2 separate regions of the Homo sapiens genome follow, and region 2 is linked to region 1. A link is an interaction called in ENCODE POLR2A ChIA-PET data of the cell type or tissue named here. Cell type or tissue: PC-3. All regions are shown on one strand. Each heading gives the region's core, and the rest is flanking DNA. Links, peaks and the distances in the headings are about the cores only.

Region 1 (9,624 bases), core at 2,791-7,790:
GGGAAAAGTGGAGGTCCCTGGGAGGGTCTGTGCTTCCCGCTGAGGTCCTTGGAAAGCTGGGGGAGGGAGCTGTCGATTCCCCCAGCGACAGGGGCCAGCAGTGAGGCCGACCTGGCCAGGGGTGGAAGCAGCCACCACCTCCAGCTGACTCGTTCCATCGACAAACCCCAGGGAACTGGGTCTGTGCTGGATGAACATATTGGGCCCTGTGTCCTCGTGATATGGGTGGTGAAGGGGTCCCTGCCCTCATCTCACAGCCAGATGGGTGCAGAACATAGTGCTACTGGGAGGAGGCTGGGCAGACAGTGAGGGCACGCGGTGGAGGCAGGGTGAGCGGGGAGGCCACACGCAGGACGCTGTATCTGACACATCGTCAGAAGAGGGGCTCCCAGGGCTGCAATAAGCAAGGCAGCCTCCTGCCCCCATCCCGGGCCCTGGGACCCAGAGCATGACCAGCAGAGCAGGTCCTGAGAACAGATGGCCCGGGGTGCAGTGGCCTCCCGAAACCCTGTCAACCGGCCCCTTCTGGCTCAGACTGCCCAGCCAGCCCGGGTCAGCTGGGGCCCAGTGCACTCCCCACCTGAGGGCTGCCTGAAGAGCCAGGCGAGCGTGTTCCCACCCAGCCCACCCAGCTGCCGAGGACTGGCTGGACCACTCGGGTACCTGGCCCTGACCTCGTCCAGTGTCTCACCCACAACCACACCATCACCATCACACACCGGGACACAGAGTTACGGACAAGCCGTGACACAGAGCCAATGCCCGGGCAGCAGCCATCCCCAACCACAGGCTCACACAACACACGTGATCCTATGTGTGGGCACTCACACACAGTCACAAGTAGCCACATGCACACACACAATCCACATGGTCACACCCTCACCCAAGACCATACACATGAGTGTGCACACAGGGCCGCCACCAGCCGGCTGGTACAGACCCCAGGCCCTTGGCTGCTGGTGCCCCTGTGCAGGAGTGATGTCATGGGGAGGCCTTCCACCTGGGCAGCCAGAGGGGAGGCCAGACCGTGTCCTGTGTGCTGAGTGCCCGCTGGGCACTGGCGCTGGGGGTGTGCACAGGAGCTCTCACAGTAAGTCTCAAGCAGGGGCAGTGTTCCCGCTGTATAGAAGGGGAAACTGGCTCAGAGAGGTGAGATAAATTGATCAAGTCACACAGCAAGAAACAGAAGGAGCTGGGCCTGGAATCAGCCTGCACACTGCCAGTTCACACAGCTATCTCCTTCTGAAACCTGGGGGACGTTCTGGGCAAGTAGGGGGCAGGGCTGCCCCTGCAACACCAGGAAGGTGACCCTCATGTGGCCCAGCTCAGCTGACCCGGAAGACTCAGAGCCCCAGATCTGCAGCGAGAGCTGGGCACTGGAGTGGGGGATAGGGTTGCCCATGCCTCTCAAGGTTGTCACAGAGCCTGAGGCCCTGGCTGGGAACACAGAAGCCACCACAGCTTGAATCCCCGGCAAGAGATCTGTGTGTGACCCAGCCCCAGCTCGCACAGAAGCCTGCTGTGCACAGAGGACAGTGCTCCAGGCATGGGAAGTGCTCACAACAGCGGCTGCCACCCGCAAGTTCTTCATTCATTCATCGGCTCATTCATTCCGTCAATCAACAAGCCTGCAGCCTGGTGTGGGCACAGGTGCTGCCCTGGACGGGAGCAATGGGCTGAACTGGCTCCTGCCGACTGGAGCTGCCATCCTCCTTAGGGAGACAGACAGTGTGCAGGCACCAAATACACTCGTAAAGTGACTTCAGATCATGATCCTTAGCCAAAGTGGGCACGGAGGGCTTCCGGAGGGGCTAAGCCTTGAGTGACAAGAAGGGGACAGCCAGGCCAAGAACTGTGGAAAGAGGATTCCAGGCGGAGGGAACAGCAAGAGCAGAGGCACAGAATGCTCACGCTCACGGGAGGGAGGCCTGGGGCAGGGGCAGGAGCAGTGGGGTGGAGACTGGGCATGAAGGCAGTCCATGCCAGTCCTGAGGAGCAGTGCCACTCAGCCCCTGCCAGTGGCTGCCTTGTGGGATTGGGGACACGGTGTGGCCAGAGGTTCCGATTTTGCAAGGAAAGCTGGAGGTCTGGAATTTTGCATAAAGCATCCTGATTTTTTTGTTTTGTTGTGTTTTAGAAATGAAGTCTCAATCTGTTGCCCAGGCTGGAGTACAGTGGTGCAATCTTAGCTCAGTGCAGCCTCAAACTCCTGGGCCCAAGTGATCCTCCTGCCTCAGCCTCCCAAATAGCTGAGATTACAGACATGTACCATCATGCCAGTCTTATATTTATTTCTTGTAGAGGTGGGGGTGGGGGACGTCTCATTATGTTGCCCAGGTTTCAAACTCCTGGCTTCAAGCAATCCTCCTGCCTCAGCCTCTCAAAGTGCTGGGATTGCAGGCGTAAGCCACCATGCCTGGCCTCCTGATTTTTAAATGGCCACAGTTTATTCAATTTTTTCTGAAACTGTTCGAGCCACACAAAACCTTTCTGAGAGCCAAAAACAGTGTGTGGGCCACTAGTTTGAGACCTTACTGGGAAGTGAGGTCCTGGATTCAAATCCGGCCTCCCACACTTTCTAGCCATGAGACCCAGGCAAGTGACTTACTCTCTGTGCCTCAGCACTGTCATCTGTAGAATGGGGAGGAGGGTGTCTACCTTACAGAGGGCCTACCTTACAGGGTGCTGTGGAGGCGTAAAGGATTTAATTTACTCATTTATCCAGCACATATTTACTGAGCATCTACTGTGTTCCAGGGACCATGCTAGGTTTGGGGGTCACAACAGCCAACAGGAGACAGTCTCTGCCCTGGTGCATCTTACAGTCAATGGGAAAGACAAAAAACAAAATGAGCAACGGGAATGAGTACCACGTGCAGAAATGCCAATAGGAAGAAGTGCCGAGGAGAAAAACTAGGGCAGACAGCAAGGCAAAAGGAGTTGAAGAAGGCATGCTGACATTTTAAACCAAGGAGGGCCTCACTGAGGAGGCGGCATTTCAGTAAAGGCCTGAAGGAAGCGCGGGAGTGAGGCACACAGATGTCCCGTGAAGTGTGTTCCAAGCAGAGGTAGCGGCCATGCAGAGGCCGGAGGCCTGGCCGCCCAAGGAGAAACCAAGGAGACTGGGGAGGCTGAGTGGAAAGACAGGCCAGAGATGGGGGAGGTGGCAGTCGTGAGATCAGGTGGTCCTGGAGCCCACTGCGGGGTGAGCTTTTCCTGTGAGTGAGGTGGGAGCCAAGGGAGAGTGTGGAGCAGAGGAGGGAGGATCTCTGACTTGGCTTTAACAGACCCTCCGGCTGCTGCAGGAGAATGGGCTGCAGCGGGATAGAGCCGCGTACAGGAGGGAGGGTGCTCACTGGTCCAGGTGAGCACGATGGCGGCGGGACCAGCGGCCGGAACTGGGAGGGGGAGACGCCTCTGGGGAGACGTCCAAGGTGGAGCCAGCGGAGAGAGAGGCGTGGAGGCCGGTGCCTGCGGGTTTGGCCTGGGCAGCGGGAGTGTGGAGGGACTGTTTCCTGGAGCGGGAAAGGCGAAGGGGCTGGTTGCGGTGAATGTGGGGCTGGGAAGGCCAGCTGGCTCCCTGGACATGCGGGAAAGTGAAGAGAGAGGCTCCCAGGAGAGGGTGGTCCGGGGACATGGCGTTGGGCACCCCTGCTGGCACTGGAGGAGGCACCAGGGAGAAAGTGTTGTTGGAGCTGAGGACAAATCAAGCAGCCCGCCCGGACGGTGGCCGCATTTGCTGAACATTTGGAATTCCAGGAAAGGGCCGGGGGCCTGGAGGAGGACCCAGGTGATCCCCAGGCCAGGTTTCGGGGACTGCGGCCCCCCGAGGGGGTCTCAGCTTCTGGGCGCTGGGGTTGGGCAGCCGGGAGGCCGCCCCTCCCCCATCGCCCTCTCCCGGAGCGTCCGCCCCCTCCCCCGCGCCACCTGCGGGGTCGGTCAGATCCGGGCCTTTGTCCCGCGCCCCAGCCCCGCCGCCCCGCCTGGCTCCCCCCCGAGCAAACACAGCTGAGCGCCCGGGCTCGCGTGCCGCCCCCGCCCCCCAAATCTCCGGGCCGCGGGGTGGAGGCTTAGCAGGGCAGCTGCGGGCCTGCGGGCGGGCGGAGCTCGGGGCGCCCCTCTCCCGCTCGCACCGCCGGGGCGCGCCTTTGTCATGCAGATGGCCCGCTGGCGGCCGGCCTCGCCCGGCGGCGCTCGGGCAGCTGACCTGGGGGGTGGGGGACAACTCCGCTCCCACATCATGCCGAGGCTCCCGTGAAGACCGCGTCGTCCTTGCCCTGGGACCCGCTCCTCCCTCCCCCCGGCGCCAGGTGACCCACTCCAGTCGCTGGGCGTCCCTGGCCTGTGTTCTTGCTCGCACTCCCTGCAAAGGAACCTGCTGTCCACACACCTGGAGCCCTGGAGCAGGGGCTGGGATTTGCCGCTGCCAAGGGTGTGGGGCACATGTGGGGGGCAGCCCCATCCCTCCCAACTGGTCCTAGGCCAGCCAGACCTCTGTACCCACTGTGGGTGGCTGGGACCCAATCGCTGCCCATTCCTGCCTCAGTCTTCCCATCTGTACTATGAGCGCTGCTCCAGGGCAGAGAGGACTGGTGGGCTTAGGAGGAGGCAGGAGCCAGGTTTGTCCCACCGGCCTTGCAGCCACCTGGTGTGGTGGCCTTGGGATGATACGTCTGGCCTCACATGCAGCGATGTGGCCTGGGGATGTGGATGCCCGCAGCTCAGGGCCCTCGTGGGCAATGACACTCATGCTTAGGATGCCAGGATCCCCACCCTCCCAGACCTACCCCTCTCCCACCCATCCTGACCCAACCCTAAGGTCCTGTCTCCTCCTAGGTAACTGGGGTGGGGCTTGACTGGGGCACACGCCCACTTTCTCCAGAGCAAAAGATTCTCCAAAACAGGGGTGACCAAATGGAAAGTTATTTACTGCCTAGTGTCAGGAGTCAGGCCTGGGGCAAGACCTGGGAGGAGAAACATTCCTGCAGCTGGAATCAGGCCGGAGGAGCTGGTGTCCCCTGCCAGGGTCAGCTGCTAGTATCATCCCAGGAGCACCCTCTCTCTTTATTTTGCAGGTGAGTAGCCTGAGGCCAGAGAGCAGTAGGAACCTGTGGCCTCCCAACCCTTGTCTTCTCCTGCAAAGAACAGAGGATTGGGATTCACGCCAGAAGGTACAGAAATGGCCAACACAGACGAGATGCCTCAAGTCTAGGTTATGCGCATGGAATCACATGGTATCATTCCTCATTTCTGGAGTAAAAGGCAAGAATACTGACAACAAGCAGTGCCGGGCAGCTGTGGGACAGGTGGAGCCCCCATGGACCCTGCTTCTGGCGTGCAGTTTGTCAATATGACACTCAAAATTCTGCGGAAGCTTTGATCCAGTGACTTACCTCGAATAATTTATCTTCATTTTTTAAAATTTATTTATTTATTGAGACAGGGTCTCGCTCTGCCACCCAGGCTGGAGTGCAGTAGCACGATCGCAGCTCACTGCAGCCTTGACCTCCGGACTCAAGCAATCCTCCTGCCTCAGCATCCCTCAAATAGTGCAACCACAGGTGTGCACCAACACACCCAGCTACTTTTTAAATTTTTTTGGAAAGATGGGGTCTCACTATGTTGCCCAGGCTGAATTTATCTTTAAAGGGCACGAATAAGATGAGTGGACAAAGAAGACCCAGTTATGTCATGGGGAAACCTGGAAGCCACCCCAAGAGCACAGCTTTGCAAGTGGATGAGAGTTCCAATCTCAGCCCAGCTGTGTGATTCTGGGCAACTGTCCTAACCTCTCTGAACTTCAGTTTCCTCATCTGTAAGGTGGGAATAATGGCAATACCCAACCCCTCCAGGGCCGTCTGAGGAAGACATAAGACTACATGGGTAGAATGCTTACCTTTAGGCACACAAGAGACAATTTATATAAAGGAAAAAGTTGGTGGTCCCATATGATGGATTATTAAACAGCTTTACAAATAAAGAAGAGCCTCTCTGGGCCTCAGTTTCCCTCTTGAACAAAGAAAAATTGGTCCTGGGAGCTCACTGCGTGGCTCCTCGACTCTCTGCAGCGATCCCTCCCTTCCTGGCCCTGGCTGTGACTCCCTGGCAGCTGAGCAACTGGGTAGGAGAGGGACATGGCTCAGTCTGTCTGTTGGGCCATGCGTCATTCTCAGCTTAGACCCAGCCTTGCCTGTCACAGGAGAGGGCGGGGGAGGGGAGGAGAGCCCAGAGGCCCAACTCCTCTACCCCTGGGCCCTGCCCCTCTGGCTCAGCCAGCAGGAAAGGCCAGTGGAAGGTGGGGGGCTTGTCTCACTGCCCTCTCCCCCAGGGAGGGGCATTTGTGGCCAGATCCAGTTTCTGGCAGGACTGGTTAGTCCAGGTGGCCTGGATGGATGGCCGAGATAAGGTCTGTGCAGATTGGCCAGGCTGGGCAGGAGACCCAAGCGGGACAAAGACAGGATAGCCCTGGCCCAGCCTGATTCACAGGTGGGGTTAGGAGCTGCCCCTGTCTTGTCCCAGCCTCTGTCACCAGATTTTGGGGGCCAGGCACCCAGGTATCCTCTAGGAACCTCCCGTCACTGCCTGCGGTGAGGTGGCACAGAAAGAGGTGATCCTGGGGAGAGGTGTTACAGGTCCAAGGTGGCCCAGCACTTGAGGGGGTGCTGCAAGGAAGAGTTTTTACCAGCCCCTGATGAGGCTCTAAAGCCCAGAGACAGCATGACCTGGGGCTGCCTGGGTGTGAGGTTGTTGAGGATTCTGGGTTGCAGGTAGGCACCGTCTTGGTTTCTCTGTCTCTGTCTGACATTCCAGACGCTCCCAGGGCCTGGCTGGGCCAGCTTCCCTCATGGGCTTGGTTCTCACAGACCCAGTCACAAAAACCATGCTGCCAGCACTTAGTACAGCCTCAGGCCTATACCACCTCCGTCCCTCATCAGTGGGGTGCCCTCTGCCTGGTGGTTCCTGCCAGCCTCAGGCCAGGGGTTCAGAGAGCAAGTCTCTCTCATAGGTGCTATAGCCCCAGGGACCCAGGGCAGAGCACAACTCAGCCTCCCAGGCTGCCAGCAATTCACTTACTATACTGAACATTCTGTTTCCTCCTCCACGACCACAGCCATCCCTCTCCATGCCCTGTGTGCTCTGCTGCCACGGTCCCCTTGCCCTTGCCTCTGGTCTGGTTCACCAATGGGGACACCAGCTGAAGACTGGAAGGGTGGAAGGAGAGAGTGGCCAGAACTACTCATCCAGCATCTCCTGGGTTGAGGCTGGCCATGTCCTGACTAAGAGCCACAGTCCCCACTGTGGTGGGAGGGTGGCCCTCTCCTGGGCTGCAGCTTGGGAGAGCTCCAGTAACAGCCCTGCTCCCACTCCCTAGAGGCAGGAATGGTGGCTTCCTGCTCTCTGTACTGTCACCATCCCTTAAGCAGCATCTGTAAGTGGCCAGCTCATTAAGCCCTTTCCCCTAGTTTGCAGACTACGTCTCCTGCCAGGATCGGATCAGTAAACCTCAGGACTCTCACAGCCCTACAGGGCAGCTGGAGCCATCCCATTTACAGATGAAGAAACTGACTCAGAATCAAAAACAACAAATCCGGAGCCATCACATTACTCAACTTCAAACTATACTATAAGGTCATAGTCACCAAAGCAGCATGGTACTGGTATAAAAATAGTCACATAGACCAATGGAACAGAATAGAGAACCCAGAAATAAAGCCAAATACTTACAGCCAACTGATCTTTGACAAAACAAACAAAAACATAAAGTGGAGAAAGGAAACCCTATTCAATAAATGGTGCTGGGATAATTGGCAAGCCACATGTAGAATGAAACTGGATCCTCATCTCTCACCTTATACAAAAATCAACTCAAGATGGCTCAAATACTTAAATCTAAGACCTGAAACCATAAAGATTCCAGAAGATAACATCGGAAAAACCCTTCTAGACATTGGCTTAGGCAAAGCCTTCATGACCAAGAACCCAAAAGCAAATGCAACAAAAACAAAGATAAATAGATGGGACCTAATTAAACTGAAAAGCTTCTGCACAGCAAAAGAAATAATCAGGCTGGGCGCAGTGGCTCACGCCTGTAATCCCAACATTTTGGGAGGCTGAGGTGGGCGGATCACGAGGTCAGGCGATCGAGACCATCCTGGCTAACATGGTGAAACCCTGTCTCTACTGAAAAATACAACAAAAATTAGACAGGCGTGGTGGTGTGCACCTGTAGTCCCAGCTACTCAGGAGGCTGGGGCAGGAGAATGGCATGAACCCAGGAGGCAGAGCTTGTAGTGAGCCTAGATCGCGCCACTGCACTCCAGCCTGGGCGACAGAGCGAGACTCCGTCTCAAAAAAACAAAAAAGAAATAATCAGCAGAGTCTGTTAAGACAACTATAAAGTAGGAGAAAATCTTTACAATCTGTATCTCTGACAAAGGACTAACATCCATAATCTACAAAGAACTCAAACAAATCAGCAAGAAAAAACAAACAATCCCATCAAAAACTGGGCTAAGGACATGAATGGAACTAAAAGTAAATCTACCATTTGATCCAGCAATCCCACTCCTAGGTATCTACACAGAGGAAAAGAAGTCATTATACAAAAAATATACGTGCACACACATGTTTATAACAGCACAATTTGTAATTGCAAAAATATGGAACCAATCTAAATGCCCATCAATCAACAAGTGGATAAAGAAAATGTGGTGTATATATACCATGGACTACTACTCAGCCATAAAAAGTAACAAAATAATGACATTCGCAGCAACCTGGGTGGAATTGGAGACCATTATTCTAAGTGAAGCAACTCAGCAATGGAAAACCAAACATCGTATGTTCTCACTCATGTGTGGGTGCTAAGCTATGAGGACGCAAAGGCATAAGAATGATCCATTCATTGGACTTTGGTGACTCAGGGGAAAGGGTGGGTGGTGAGGGATAAAAGATTACACTTTGGGTACAGTGTACACCACTCAGGTGATAGGCGCACCAAAATCCCAAAATCTCAGAAATCACTGCTAAAGAACTTGTTAATGTAACCACTTGTTCCCCCAAACCCTATTGAAATAAAACAAGCACCACTTGTTCCCCCAAAAACTTATTGAAATAAAAAAATTTAAAAATAAAACAAAAAAAGAAAAAGAAAAGAAAAGAAAGGAACTGAAGCTCACAGAGAACTCGCTTCCCCACGGGGCCTTCCTTTATGGGACCCAAGAGCTGAACCACAAATGACCTCCCCCAAAAGCCTGGCATTTGGGCCACCATGGGGCCTGCTGCAGGCCTCTGGCCCAGCCCTGGGCCCAGCTCAGAGTTCAGGTGCCCCCTCAGTGCCCAGGGGCATCCAGGTTCCCCCAGCTGCAGCCCAGCCTGACCCCAGTGCTGACTTCCATGCAAGGAAAGGCAGCCCATTCTCTGTCATCTGCAGGGAGACACCCCCTGCCAGGGGACAGGCTCCAGGCCCCATCCCAGGAGCCAGCTTATCCTCTCTGCTGCCATCCTTCCCATCCTGTGAACTGCTCCTTGTCATTTCCATTCTTCAGGTGGGGAAACTGAGGCACAGATCAGAGCTCGGGAGCAGTGGTTCTGGACTGAAACTTGGGCCCTTCCTAACTGGAT
Region 2 (9,624 bases), core at 3,074-8,073, 130 kb after region 1:
AGGAGATACAGCGTGTGCTGATAAACCTGCCCTCTGAAAATAAAGAAATAAACGCATTGATTTGTAGAGTTTTCCAGTTTCCATGGTGTAAATAACTCCCACTGTGGTCCATTTCAGGCTACCAACATGACGTCACTGAACAGGGAGTCAGGAGCTTTGCACATAGTCAACTCTTGCAAACTATTATGAGTTTGTCCTGCTCCCCACTGCCTGGAAACCAAGCAAACAGAGAGTTACAAAAAAAGAATTACAAGCATGAAGGGTGAACAACCATGTTAAATGCCGTTGACATGTCAAATTAGCTGAGGACTTCCGCAGTGATGGATGTAACACTTTGCCACGCAAAAATGTTAAACGTAGATCAGGCAGGATGCAAAAATAGCATAACTTCACACTCTGTAAAGTTACACTCCCCAGTACAACTTTCAAACCGGAGCAATAAAGAGAGAAACAATTCCCTGGATCATTTATTTTTAATCTCTCCTCAATTCTAACATATGCATTCAGGCCATAATTGTCCCTCTAAGCATGGCTTTAACTGCATTCCAACGTTTGTACATGTAATATTTTAATTATCGTTTGTTCAAAACATAATTTTAATTGCCATCACGCTTTTTCTCAGGCCTGAGAGTTTTTTAAGACTGCTGTTCGGCCGGGCATGGTGGCTCACACCTGTAATCCCAGCACTTTGGGAGGCCAAGGCAGGCAGACCACCTGAGATCGGGAGTTCGAGACCAGCCTGACCAACATGGAGAAACCCCGTCTCTACTAAAAATACAAAATTAGCCAGGTGTGGCGGCACATGCCTGTAATCCCAGCTACTCGGGAGGCTGAGGCAGGAGAATCACTTGAACCCAGGAGGCAGAGGTTGCAGTGAGCCAAGATTGTGCCATTGCACTCCAGCCTGGGCAACGAGAGTGAAACTCTGTCTCAAAAAAAAAAAAAAGAAAAGAAAAGAAAGAGTACTGTTTAATTTCCAAACATTTGAAGACTTGGTTATCTTTTTTTTTTTTTTTTTTTTTTTTGAGATGGAGTCTCGCCCTGTCACCCAGGCTGGAGTGCAGTGGCGCGATCTCCACTCACTACAAGCTCCGCCTCCCAGGTTCACGCCATTCTCCTGCCTCAGCCTTCAGAGTAGCTGGGACTACAGGCACCCGCCACCACACCCAGCTAATTTTTTGTATTTTTAGTAGAGATGGGGTTTCACCGTGTTAGCCAGGGTGGTCTTGATTTCCTGACCTCGTGATCCACCCACCTCGGCCTCCCAAAGTGCTGGCATTACAGGCGTGAGCCACTGCACCTGGCCAACTTGGTTATCTTTTTAATGAGTATTTCTAACTTAATTATATTGTGGTCAGAGAATATATTTTGTATAATTTCAATTCTTTGAAACGTTTTTGAGAGTTGTTTCCCAGTATGAATCCATTTTGGTAAATTTCCAATGTGGGCTTGAAAAAAATGTGTAACCTGAGTAGTTGTTGTATCTGTCTGAAGTTGGCTGATCATGTTATTTAAATCTGTATATCCTACTGATATATTTCTGCTTGTTCTATGAGTTAGTGAGAGAAGCAAGAAGTATATAAAAACCTCCTACTATAATTGTGGATCTGTCCATTTCTCACTCTTTTTTTTCTTTTTTGATTTTCCAAAATGAGAGGCATCCGTTTCTTCTTGTCTGTTTTCTGTTATCTGTTGTCTCTCCTGGCATTCGTTCGTGCAGTCTTGTTTCTGCTTGGGCCTAGCTACTATTATTGTGTGCTTGACGTTAAAATTTTAAACATTGTTAATAGAAATAATGAGACCTAGAATGCTGCTATCTTCCTCCAGAAAGGTATTCAAATGGCTTCTTCCAGGTGCCGAGGGCATGGGCAATCCTAAATCCAGCTGTAGAGTTTGATATTCTCTGAAACTGAGCAGCAAATCTCGCCAGGACTGGTGCAGGTCTCCAGTCCACCCGTATGCCCGGGTGTAGTGCTGCGCGGTCCCAACCAAAAATGCAAGCCAGGAACAAGCTCCCACCACCTTCTCTCCGTTATCCTCACAATCTGCGAAAGCACCGCTCAGCCCTCAGCCACCTCTTCTGACACTGGCAATCGCCCTCAAGGAAAAAGTGACCCCAAATGCTGAGCTCACCTTTCCCCATGTTTCCTTTGCGTGGATCTTCATCCCACCGTCAGCTCTCCAGTGCCTTCCGGCAGGCCTTCGACTGGACTGTTTTGTGCAGCTCCTCTGGGCGTCCTCAGTGGAAGGGCTGCTACAAACCACCTAGTGCCTTTGCAAAAATCAAAAGTCTCACCTCATTTTTCAAAGGAAAAAGACAAGCTTTTCACTCCACGGAAGGAGTCTCCCCTTTCCATTCCTAAAGAGATCTCTACCATGATGTTATATCAGGAATGTAATGAGAATCTGAGGGAAAAGGTCTGCGACTATGGACTCCTAAAGGCAGGCAGTATTAAGAACAGAGTTGGCAACTCGCAGCAGCCAAAATGCTAATACAGAATTCTGTTTCCACCAAAAAAAAAAAAAAAAAAAAGGCCAGACATGGTGATTCACGCCTGTAATTCCAACATATTAGGGGGCTGAGGCCGGAGGATCACTTGAGCTCAGGAATTCGAGACCAACCTGGTCAATATAGTGAGACCTCATCTCTATAAAAAAATTAAAAATTAATTGAATATAGTGGTACACACCTGTAGTCCCAGTTAGTTGGGAGGCTGAGACAGGAGGATTGTTTGAGCCCGGGAGGTCAAGGCTGCAGTGAGCCATGATCACACCACTGCACTCCAGCCTGGGCAACAGACCAAGGCTTGTCGCAAAAAATAAAAATAAAATAAAATAAAATTTAAGCCAATGTCTTCAGTTCTGGTTGAATTCACAGCCACCGTTAAATCTTCCGAGCACATAGGCAAGATAGAAACACCACTGCCACTTGGTGACAGTGTGCTTTAATTGCAGGGAATGGGAAACAAAGGCCCAAAAGCAAGTCACAGATTAGAACAGCATCACCACAGGAGGTCTGAGAGCCAAGCCTCTGCCTCAAAATCTGACAGGGAAGGAACAATCTAGAAGACAGATTCTGAAGACATTCTGGAAAAGAGAGACTGAGTACAGTACAACCCCTGGTCCTTTCTTCCTTCTGCCCTAGGCCCCAGCTCAGCCCATCTGCTCACCTTCCCTATCCCTAGTTCTCACGGTAGGGAACAGCTTATTTACAAAGGGAACTCTAAGGTCTCAGGAGGAATTTTGGTCAATATTTTAGCCACTTCCTACATTCAGCCTCGCTCAAGGTCTCTCTTCTTGATTGTATTGTCCTAATCTACTTTCCCACCAACATAAATAGTATTTCTAGCTCTTGTCCTAACTGAGAGAAAGTTTGTGTTGGAATTGCTACTGGGAAATCTCTAGTGACTCTTCATGTTAAAAGAGGAGGAAGGGGCTGGGCATGGTGGCTCACACCTGTCATCTTAGCACTTTGGGAGGCCAAGGTGGGAGGATCATTTGAGCTCAGGAGTTCAAGACCAGCCTTGGCAACATGGCAAGACCCCATCTGTGTTAAATATATATATATTCAATAAAAAAGAGGAGGAAGGGAAATTCAGAGAGCTCGGCTAGATTGCACAAAGTCACAGCCTTGGTCGTAGGGCCAGGGTACAGCAGCCACCTCCCGACTTACTGCCCCTCTCCACATTACCTCTTGGCCACACCACCTTGTCCAGGCCAGGGCTTTTGCAGCCTGAGCTGTGGGGGGTGGGTGTCAAGATTGAGAAACTGACTTCCCAGAGACTATCTACATGGGGTCTGCGGAGGCTCAGAGCGTGGTGCTGGTGAGTACAAAGGGAGGTTCCAAGCCCTCCCTGAGCCCGTGAGCACCTTACACTCCCAGCCAGACCATAGTCGGGCATGCCGGGGCCACCACCAATGTGGCAAAGGGACACGGCTGGACACAGGGCACTTAGCTGGCCAGCCTTGTGGGTCTGCAGATTGATCTTCTCTTGAGCAAGACTTTTGCAGTCAGACTCTGGCCCTGCCATTTAACTGGTTGTGTGAATCTGAGTGAGTCCCTTTGCACTCCTCTGCACTCCTCCCCTGCCCGTTCCATGCTGCGGCTATGACAACACTGCCCATTCCACAGGGCTGTACTGAGAATGTGAGTTACTGTATTGAAATTGCTTAGCACCATGCCTGGCACATGGCACATGCTCAGGGTTAGCTGTTATTAGAAAGAAAAACTGAGGGGGGCTTCATGGCACAGGGGATGGATTTGGCTAAGGCTGGGATAATCACCACCTGCCAAGGGTCCACCCTGTGCCTGATATTTCCCAGAGTGGCTGCCAGCATCACGATGACCGTGACCTTGTGCTCAGAAGACATCACCACCCGGCTTCAGAGCTGAAGTTAGTGACACTCAGAGAGATTGAGTGACTTGCCCTGCTGGCAGGTGATGGAACTAGAGTCTTGTTCCAAACTAGGCACTTTACATATTTTACCTAATGTAATCCTCCCGAGAGCCTCAGCTGATCAGTGCTACTCACTGGGCCGATTTGACAGGCCCAGAAACTGTTAGTCCCCTGCCTATGTTTAAGCTCCTGGGCAGTGGCAAAGTCAGGATTCGAACCCAGGACCTCCACGCTCCAGAGTCCTTGCCTTTGGCAATTGCGCTCTGCTGTCCGGCAAGTCCATTGCAGCTGCTTGGTCCATTTTGCAGAATCAAAGCAGCGATGTGTGCTGGCTGTTGGGGGCGGGGGGCAGCATGGCCCCAGCTGAGGGCTTGCTGAGGGAGGGAGAGAAGCTAGAACTCGACATTTGGATGGAATGTTCAAGGGTCCTGTTGCCCAGGCCAAGCCTCTGCTTGAACACCCTCAGGGATGGGGGAGCTCACTGCCAGTCTGCTCCACTGTGAATGGACTTGATGGATTAGGAAGCCCTTTACTCCAGGAGAAGGTCACCACCTGCAACTCACTGGTCTCTGTTCTGCCTTCCTGAGCCACACAGATTTTACCATCATGTGAAACGATGATAACAATAATAAGAATGTCGTGGTGACTACGAATTTTTTGAGAGGGTCCAGTGCCCTAATCACTGTGTTTTGGGCTTTTTTTTTTTTCATGTACTATCTCATTTAGTATTTAAAACTAACTACTGTGCCCATCCTCACTCCACCCCAACAAAGACAGGAAGTGACCAATTTACAAACTAATTGTGTTCCTAACATTCTTTTGTAAGGCTGTTGTTTGGATGACGAAACCGCTTTCCCACATAAACAATGGTATAAATGGCTGTGGGTGCCCCAGCTAGCCCCCCGAAGCCTGGTTTACTCATCCCGCCTAAAGGGCCCCCACACATTTACAATGAAAGAGAACAGAACGGAGTCAGATTAGAGCCGCAGTCATTAAACAATGGAGGGAAAAACTGATGTTGGGAGAAAGATGGTTGTTGTCTCCAGCACTGGCTGCCTCAGGAAGCGCCAGCCCAGAAGAGAACGGCCAACTTCCCGCGCTGGGGCAGGGGCGGCCTGGGAATGGCTTCAAAGCCAGTCTCTCCCACTGATAGAACCAGACAGCACCCAGCCCAACATTTTACCCAAAGAATGAACCCAATGGTGGGACAGTGTGGAGCCTCAGAGGGGTGAGCCAGACCTGGCCTTGCCACTTCCTGCATGTGTGGTCCCAGGAGAGCTACTGGACTTCTCTGAAGGTCCCCATGCAGGGAGCAGAAGCACTACGGTCCTTCCTGGGGTGCACTGAGGACACAGAGACAGCGGGTGTCAAGAACTTAGTATAGGCCAGGAGCCGTGGCTTACGCCTGTAATCCCAGCACTGTGGGAGGCTGAGGCAGAAGGGTCACTTGAGGCTAGGAGTTTGAGACCAGCCTGGACAACATAGCAAGACCCCATCTCTAAAAAAAATTTTTTTAACAACTTAGCACAGTCTCTGGCACATAGTAGGTGCTCAATAATGGTGAGTCATATTGTTAAAAATAATAAAAGTTGAAGCCGGGCACAGTGGCTCACGTCTGTAATCCCAGCACTTTGGGAGGCCGAGGTGGGCAGATCATGAGGTCAGGAGTTTGAGACCAGCCTGGCCAACATAGTGAAACCCTGTCTCTACTAAAAATACAAAAAATTAGCCAGGCGTGGTGGCGGGCACCTGTAATCCCAGCTACTTGGGAGGCTGAGGCAGGAGAATTACTTGAACCCGGGAAGCGGAGCTTGCAGTGAGCCGAGATCATGCCATTGCACTCCAGCTGGATGACAGAGCGAGACTCCGTCTCAAAGTTAATAAATAAATAAATAATAATAAAAGTTCTGCATGGCCCATGCCTGGGGGAGAAAAGAAGAAAGAAATCAGGAAAGAGAGGTCCCAAATGCCAAAGGCATGGTGCAGGGTCCATAATCTGGGGAGGGGGTTTTTCTTATCTCAGATCTTGCATAGCCTTTCTGCATGGCAATGCATTGGGAGTTAAAAGTGAAAAAGCCACAGGGTGCGGTGACTCATGCTTGTAATCCCAACACTTTGGGGAGCTGAGGCGAGAGGATCTATTGAGGCCAGCAGTTGGCCAGCCTAGGCAACAAAGTGAGACCCCATCTCTACAAAAATAAGTAAATAAATAGGCATGGTGGTGCACACCTGTGGCCTCCAGCGACTCGGGAGGCCGAGGCGGAAGGATGGCTTGAGCTCAGGAAGTTGAGGCTGCAGCAAGCCATGACTACACCACTACACTCCAGCCTAGGGGCAGATCAAGACCCTGTCTTTAAATAAATAAATAAATAGAAGTGGAGAAGAACCCGACAGGTGCCTCGTGGGGACTCGGATTTGGAAATAGATTGAGATGCTATCTGCAGTCAGCCAGCACAGCCTTGAAGCCTCCTGATAACCAGGGCGACCAGAGAGTAACTTCAGACAGCAGAGAACTACACAGGCAGGTGGAAGCAACCTGAAGAGGAGGTTGGACCACCGCCTCTGCAGCTGGGGCCAATGGGCATGGTCTCCAGACTGCTAGTTCACCAAGAGTTTTTAACTTTAGGAAGTCATTTTCCATGATTATTTGCACCTGCAAAATTCCAGTCCCAATGTTCAGTTTGGTCATGGCCTGAGAGCCATTCGGTGCGACTTTAATGGCCACAGGATACTAAGGAAAGAAAGGTGGATGTCAGATAGAAAGGACGCATTCATGACAAGAGAAGGGCAATGGCACTTGGATGTGTTTTAAGACACTGAGGCTTTGCAGGAGTTCAAACAGAGAAAAGGAGGAGGAAAAGGGAGTTGTCACAGTGGTTACAGAATGTGCCAGATTCCACGGAAGCTGCACTGAGCCCATCAGCACCACATTCCTGTTTCAAGCAAGACAGCATTATTCATTGGCATAGACTAATACCATTCACTTGAATTTTATTCATCTTGTAATTTTGGTTGGATTTAACTTATCTTTCATTTTCATCTTGTTGTAGGAGTAGACAGTACCAATGTTTAGCTTTAGGTGAGCACAGATTGATTGAACGATTGATTGATTGGTTGGCTGACTTTTTAGAGACAGAGTCTTGCTCTGTGGCCCAGGCTGGAGTGCAATGGCTTGGTCTCAGCTTACTGCAGCCTCAACCTCCTAGGCTCAAGCAATCCTCCCACCTCAGCCTCCCAAAGTGCTGGGATTACAGGTAGGAGCTACCATGCCTGGCCTCATTTTATATAATGTTAAAATAAGCCAAAGTCACAATAGCCAAAAGGTGGGAGAAACTCAAGTGTCCATCTACAGATGAATGGATAAATGAATGCAGCCTGTCCCACAATGGACTATTACACAGCCTTAAAAAGGAAGGAGGTTCTGAGCTCTGCTGCCACATCGGTGAACCTGGAGGACATGATGCTGAGTGAAATAAGCCAGGCACACAAAGTCAAGTCCTGCATGATTCTATTCATATAAGATCCCCAGCAGTCACATTCACAGACACAGAGAAGTAGAAGGTGGTTGCCGGGGGCTGGAGGAGGGAGAATGGGGAGTTAGTGTTTAATGGGTGCAGAATTTCAGTTTGGGACAATGAAAAACATTCTGGAGATGAACAGTGGTGAGTGTTGCACAGCAATATGATTGTATCTCATGCCAATGAACTCTATACTTTAAAATGGTTATGGTGGTAAATTTTATTGTTTTGTTTTGTTTTGTTTTGTTTTGTTTTGTTTGAGATGGAGTCTCACTTTTTCGCCCAGGCTCGAATGCAGTGGTGCGATCTCGGCTCACTGCTGCCTCCACCTCCCAGGTTCAACCGATTCTCCTGCCTCAGCCTCCTGAGTAGCTGGGACTACAGGTGTGTGCAGCCACACCCGGCTATTTTTTTGTATTTTTAGTAGAGACAGGGTTTCACCATGTTGGCCAGGATTGTCTGGATCTCCTGACCTCGTGATCCGCCCGCCTCGGCCTCCCAAAGTGCTGGGATTACAGGCGTGAGCCACCACGCCCAGCAATTTTATTGTTATATGTATTTCACCACAATAAAAATAGATATATAAAATAAAGGTATGAAATCAACACTGGGAATGGGTAAAGTTTTTTTCTGTTAAAAGACCTTGGGTGGTCTCAGGCCAAGACAACCGGAACCCTCAGACTCATCCTTCCTCCGAGGAGTCCCCTCCGGGGACTACAGAGAAGACTGCTCTCCCGGCAGCGTCATCTCGGCTGACCTCGCTGGAAAGGCAGCTCTCTGTGGCCAGGTCAAGAGGGCTGGGGAGACCAGGAATCATCCACCCATGATGTTCCTAAAACCTGCCTGCGCATGGCAGCCACCGGGACGGCCTGTCAAAATGAAGATGCCTGGGCCCTGCCCCGGATACTGAGTCACAGTCTCTAAGGGTAAGGAGGCCTGGAATCTACACTTTTAACAAGCTCCCCAGGCACCTCTGAATACCCAACCTGCTAGGGTATCAGGCCGGGCAGCGCAGAGGCCTGGAGGAGCCCAGGTATACAATCCATAGAGCCGACTTCACTACTGCCTGCCACTGCCTGCTGTGTGACTGTGAGCATGTCATTCAGCCTCTCTGGGTCTCAGTTTCAGACCTATGGGTTTGGCACAAAAGCGCTTATGTTGGGAAGGGCTTGTTTTGAGGGTTAGCAATAAGATACATAAAGTGCCTGGTGCATAACAGGTGCTGAATAAATGGTGGCTGCAGTTAGGATTCGAGAGCTGGGAGAGACCCACCCAGCTGGCACTGGCTGAGAGGTGAGCAAGCCGCTCCCGCACAGAGGGCTCCATCCCAAGTGCACATGTGTTTCCTGCAGGGGGAGCACCTTTAACCAGGGACGTGGATGTGGCTTGTCACTTTAGCTCTGAAAAATGGGACAGAAGTTGTTGAGGGGAAATCCCTTCTCACAGAAAGCAGAATGGTGCTTTGGGAACCCCCCCTCCTTTTCCCTCTGCCACCCCCAATCTAGAGCTGACTGCACCTCACTCTTATCATCCAAAAGCCTTGCCCCTGACCGCAGGCTAGCCCAGGAAGAGAAGTAAGGCTCACCTGCCAAATCTTGCTGTGTGGCTTTGAGAAAACCACATAACCTCTCTGAGCCTGAGGTCCTTATCTCTCACTAGGGGGAGGAGGGTGACACCCATTCATTCAGGGCATACTGACTGTGATAGAC

Evidence for each region. Peaks named below come from ENCODE experiments on the same cell type or tissue, not always from the same donor. Only the 100,000 strongest peaks of a DNase experiment are listed, where the experiment ranks them.
Region 2: POLR2A ChIA-PET joins it to region 1 with 7 read pairs; 5 of 35 experiments call an interaction of 5 or more read pairs at or near these places.

What each region holds. Positions count from the first base shown.
Region 1 is chr3:128,429,004-128,438,627 of GRCh38, forward strand. LOC124909428 (a long non-coding RNA gene) reads left to right here and starts at 3,403. Exons shown (of 2, transcript XR_007096075.1): 1 at 3,403-3,790; 2 at 5,076-5,980. RefSeq lists enhancers at 2,863-3,443, 3,444-4,023, 4,024-4,604, 6,589-7,276. In PC-3, for the core only: no CTCF peak of the experiment used is centred there; DNase peaks (open chromatin) are centred at 5,018, 6,258 and 7,488; H3K4me3 peaks cover 1,883 bases; H3K27ac peaks cover 3,735 bases.
Region 2 is chr3:128,563,471-128,573,094 of GRCh38, forward strand. LINC01565 (long intergenic non-protein coding RNA 1565) reads right to left here. Exons shown (of 3, transcript NR_125802.1): 3 at 8,530-9,624. Among named protein-coding and RNA genes, the nearest start is that of LINC01565, 7.8 kb to the right of the region's middle. RefSeq lists enhancers at 3,430-4,108, 4,787-5,465, 5,466-6,142 and a silencer at 5,176-5,470. In PC-3, for the core only: a CTCF peak has its summit at 4,455; no DNase peak of the experiment used is centred there.